Linked DNA regions of Homo sapiens: region 1 is linked to region 2. A link is an interaction called in ENCODE POLR2A ChIA-PET data of the cell type or tissue named here. Cell type or tissue: Panc1. All regions are shown on one strand. Region 1 overlaps SLC1A2 (solute carrier family 1 member 2). Region 2 overlaps CD44 (CD44 molecule (IN blood group)).

Evidence for each region. ChIA-PET counts read pairs that join two places held together with the same protein. Peaks named below come from ENCODE experiments on the same cell type or tissue, not always from the same donor. Only the 100,000 strongest peaks of a DNase experiment are listed, where the experiment ranks them.
Region 1: POLR2A ChIA-PET joins it to region 2 with 7 read pairs; 3 of 35 experiments call an interaction of 5 or more read pairs at or near these places.

What each region holds. Positions count from the first base shown.
Region 1 is chr11:35,356,032-35,358,531 of GRCh38, reverse strand. All of the region lies in intron 1 of SLC1A2 (solute carrier family 1 member 2), which reads left to right. Among named protein-coding and RNA genes, the nearest start is that of SLC1A2-AS2, 62 kb to the left of the region's middle. In Panc1, no CTCF peak of the experiment used is centred here; no DNase peak of the experiment used is centred here.
Region 2 is chr11:35,149,803-35,152,302 of GRCh38, reverse strand. All of the region lies in intron 1 of CD44 (CD44 molecule (IN blood group)), which reads right to left. Among named protein-coding and RNA genes, the nearest start is that of CD44, 12 kb to the right of the region's middle. RefSeq lists an enhancer at 1-541 and a silencer at 562-792. In Panc1, no CTCF peak of the experiment used is centred here; no DNase peak of the experiment used is centred here; H3K4me3 peaks cover 117 bases; H3K27ac peaks cover 2,500 bases.

The sequences.
Region 1 (2,500 bases), 210 kb before region 2:
GCTTGGCAGTGTGGATGATACAAAGTTGTGAAGAACCTGGTAATTTTCCTTGCTACAATAATATAAATTACTTATTCTGTTCACATTTTGGCCTATTTCTCCTGTTTAAAATGAATTCCTTGAAGTTCATTTGTTTATAGTTTCAGCTTTTAAAAACATGATTAATATTATGATCATAAAAGTTCTACATGCTCATTGCAGAGCAGTATTAAAACATATAAATGTATGCATAAGGGAAAAAAATCACCTGCAATTTCTTCAACTAGAGATAATCACTGTTGAAATGTTGTATTCCCCTTCTAGTCATAACATACATCAATACTATTTGAGATCATGTTACATACTTTATATCTGTTTTCTAGGCTTCCCCCACCTCCCTTTTTTTTTTTAGACGGAGTCTTGCTCTGTTGCCAGGCTGGAGTACAGTGACACAATCTCGACTCACTGTAACCTTTGCCTCTTGGGTTTGAGCGATTCTACTGCCTTAGCCTCCCAAGTAGCTGGGGCTATAGCCACCTGCCACCACACCCAGCTAATTTTTGTATTTTTGGTAGAGACGGGGTTTTACCACGTTGGCCAGGATGGTCTCAATCTCTTGACCTGGTGATCTGCACACCTTGGCCTCCCAAACCGCTGGGATTACAGGCATGAGCCATGGCACACTGCCTTTCCCCCCTTTTTTTAAAGAAAAAGAACTTAAACCATTTTAATATACTATAAAATTCTTATTTTAAATTCTTTTCTAGCCTTGGTTGTTGTCCTAATGGTCACTCTTATATTGTGTGGACAATATGTAGGACCTGACTATGCTCAGCTTTATGTACATGCAGTAGGTTGCCATATGAGAATATGGGTAAGGAATTCTGTCTTTTAATGGCTCTGTTATACTTCACTATTGCTGTGGTGTCATTTGTTTAACTATTTTGCAGGAATTGGACTTGATTGTTTCCAGTTTTCTTATTTTATAAGTGGTGTTGCAAATGACCATCTTTGTATTGCATTTATTTTACTTAGAGATTGTTCCATGCACCATATTCCCAAAATGAAGTTACGAGGTTCATGAACATAAACAGATTTATAATGCTTTTTACCCATTTTGAGAAAGATTAAGCCTGATTAATACTGCTCTCATGTTGTCCGAATGTACTTGTTTGCACAAAGCCCCACTCCTGTCTAATTTAAGTCATTGATTTAGATTTTCTGCCTTTAATAGAGATCTAAAATTAATGGATTTGAATTTGCTTTTAAAAACTCTTACTTTTTTTTTTTTTTTTTGATATAGAGTCTCGCTCAGTTGCCCAGGCTGGAGTGCAGTGGCACGATCTCGACTCACTACAACCTCTGCCTGCTGGGTTCAAGCAATTCTCCTGCCTCAGCCTCCCTAGTAACTGGGTTTACAGACATGTGCCACCATGTCCAGCTAATTTTTTTTTTCTTTTTTCTTTTGTAGTTTTAACAGAGACGGGGTTTTACCATGTTAGATAGGATGGTCTCGATCTCCTGACCTCATGATCTGCCCGCCTCGACCTCCCAGCGTGCTGGGATTACAGGCGTGAGCCACCATGCCCAGCCTAAAAGATCTTACTTTTTTATAATAAGAGATACAATGCTTGCCATAAAAATGAGCAAATTAAATGAGTAAAAAGTTAATTATTGCCTGAAATAACAATACTTAAATAATGTGTTATCAGAAAATTAGTTTTACATTTTTATGTAATAAAATTTACATAAAGACTTTATATTTGAAAGAATAAGGATTACTTTTATTCTCATTTTCCCCATTTTTCTTAATATTCTCTCTAAATTGTCAGAGATTTTACATTTGTCAATGCCATTCACCTGCTTAGTCTGTTTCAAGACAAGCGTAAACGACAAGAGCAAAGGAATATTCTAGACCCTCAGAAGAAATTTCAAATGTCTGAGAAGGATCCTTGAATTTTGCTGCCCCAGAGAAAAGATACGTTATATTCTTGATCAAAAGTAGGTGTCTTGGAATGCACCGCATTTTTGCCCACATTGCAACCAAGGGCCTTCTGCCCAGGGTTCCAGGGGAGTGCTGGGAGTTGCCTTGAGTCTTAGCCACCTGACCAAGTGCACTGCCATAACGCATGGCCAGAGGTGCCCAGGAACATTAGCAGATTTTTGACTAAGCCTTTCTACTATCTCGGGACACCAATGAGGTCAAGGATCTTATTCCCAGAAATTTTATAGAACAAACACACACCTGCCCATAACATCACTGTTCAAAATCAATTAGGGATATTGTATGGGTCGATTATAAGTTTGTGAGGATGAATTTGGAAAAAAACATCATGGGGTCCCCCAGTCTAGGTGTATTTGATGGTATTCAATTCATTCAGGAACTCTCAAAGTGTAGCTAAGTACAAAGTTATAGAATCTTTAGAATCATTACTGCTAGACATCCTACAACCTGCTCAGAAGGCCACACCAACTTTCATGGGCAGTTGGCCATGCACCATGTATTTCACATAATTATTTT
Region 2 (2,500 bases):
CCCTTGGGGATGAGTAGTGGGAAACTTGAGTGGCCCAGAGTGAGCCAGCTGGCCAGCCTGAGCTCAAAATCCAACCTTCTTGACTTGGATGCTCTAAGCAGGACTTAGTGAGGCCAGCTCATGGAATGTGGCTGCTGTTTGCATTTGGGAGGCACAGAAGAGCTTCCAGTGGCAGCTGAGAATGCAGAGGCTCCAGGGCTGATAAAAGTTGTAATTAACATGCACATACCACCCTTTCATCTTCAAAAGCTTTCCTCGCATTAGCTAGTTATTCCTCCTGTCGCCACCACGGGTGAGGCATCACTTTTGTCTTCTCAGTTTGCAGTTGAAGAAACTGATGGGAAGAAGGGACCCTTTGCCAGGAAGTCTGGCCCTTGTTCAAACACAGGAAATATCTGGCTCCCAGCATCTAACTTCATGTGGGTAAATGGGAAGACAGAATGGGAGTGAATCCTAACAAAAGGCTCAAGTGACTAACCTCTGCCCTCTGGGCAAGAGACTGCTTTTTTACTGTTCTAGAAGGAGATAGAGTCTATAGTATGGCTAGCTGGACAGATTCTAGAATGGCTAAACTCCCAGAGGACTATACACACAACTCTCAGAAACATTAACAAAGAAAGCCTGCTGCTCCACTACGGTGATGTCCATGTGATGCATGGGGGTCAAATCCTTCATATTGTGCCCATAGCAGACATCACTAATGGATCACAGCACTCTCCATACCTGAGCCAAGGTTTGACTTCTTAGTACAGCATTTTGGGAAGCCTCTAGGAGTCAATGGGAAATGTTCCTTGAGCTAAAATCTATTTGCTATTGCCACAGTAGGTCTTGTTTGGGATTCACTTAAATTGCCACTCTCTAACCCAGGCAAAGTTGCCAAAGTTCTTTCTCACTGTTGGAGCTGGCCTGCTTCTGAACTCTGTCTAGCACTGTCTGAGAGGGTGATTCATGAGAACTTCTGAGTTTCTGGGGCAGAAAAATTGGATCTTCTGCCAGTGGACAGTGCCACTGTTACTTGATTGCCTGGAATCTGTCCGACCTCATCTCTCACTGTTCTTTTCATGAATTCTCTTATCCAAGCAGACAGACCCCTCCCCTGGCCCCAATCAAGCCATTCTTATTCCCCCACTTTAAACACCTGGCTCATGTTTTGCCTTTCCCTGGGTTTCTCTCCTCTCCCCTCTCTCTGTCTATCTTCTTTTCCACATTCAACTCATCCTCAAATTCCTTGAAGCCTTCACATGCAATCGAGATGTCTGTTTTTCCTGTCTTCTGACACTTGGTTATGCTCTCTTGCATAATTCTTTCACCTGTTTAACTTTATTTCCACCAAATGGTAAGCTCCCTGAGGACAGAAACTAGGTCTTCCACTTTCCTCATTTCTGTCCACAGTGCCAATACATTTTAAGGAAATTTTAAGTTGGTCAGTTTGTCACCATCTTATAACTGGGGAGACAGAGGCAACCAACAGGGGAAGGACCTTGCCCACAGTCACCCTGTGACTGAGAGGGAGAAGCTCTCCTGGCTATGAGTGGGTTCTCACTTCTCCTAGAATACTGTGTCTGTATGATTAGCTGGAGAGACAGATGACTGAACCGTATCAGCAATAACTGAGGGCATTGCACAGGATGTGAGATCTGAGCACATCTGGGATTTTATTTCAGCTAATGGTCAGTGGATTCCAGATGGGTATAAAGTCAGCACAACCAAAAGGAGCTGTGATCTGACGAAGGACATTCAGTGACTGACAGAATGCCAAAAACTAGCCTTATATTATAGCCTCTGACACATTTTGACAAAATCCTAAGTCGTGCAATCTTTATGATTTCCATTTTTCTTTCTTTTTCCTGAGCAAGAGTTTCTCTGGTTTTATGATGAAAAGAAATTTTTACTGGGGGTCTGGAGGACTCTCAGTAGAAGCAGAAATTCACCATCTCTCAGGCCTGCCTTGCTCAGTGCCTTGATTTGGGGAAAGATTATATATAATCTTTTGTTTGGTCTAGCTTTTTTTCCCCTAGATTCTCAGGCTACCCTAGTTGCATAGGATACTAGCACTCACCCTGTAAGTACTGCTTTGTCTGAATATTGTGGTTAATTTTGTGCCAACAAGTTACAGGGGTTGCTTGAGGAAAGCTGGCAAGTCCAAGGTGCTCATGAAGCTCTGAGAGTGAAGGGAACAATTTTTCTCTTCTTCAGAGGTTGGCTTTTCTGGCCATGTGAAGCAATGTTTTTAAAGTACAATATAAAGAGTACAGTGTTCAGATCCTGCAGTTAATCCCAGGACTGACTTCCTGCAGTTTCAGTTGTGTGACTGGGACATGTTCCTAACTTCTCTGGCCAGAGCTGCTTCATCTGCTCACCTTCCACATGGTCTAGAGGATTCTATGAAGTACTACGGGCAAAGCACTTTGTCCCTACAACACTCTTGCCCATTGGAGTTAGAGTGTAATTGGGTCCATATGTTTATTTCTGGCATGGATTAATAATTCACTTTTGACAT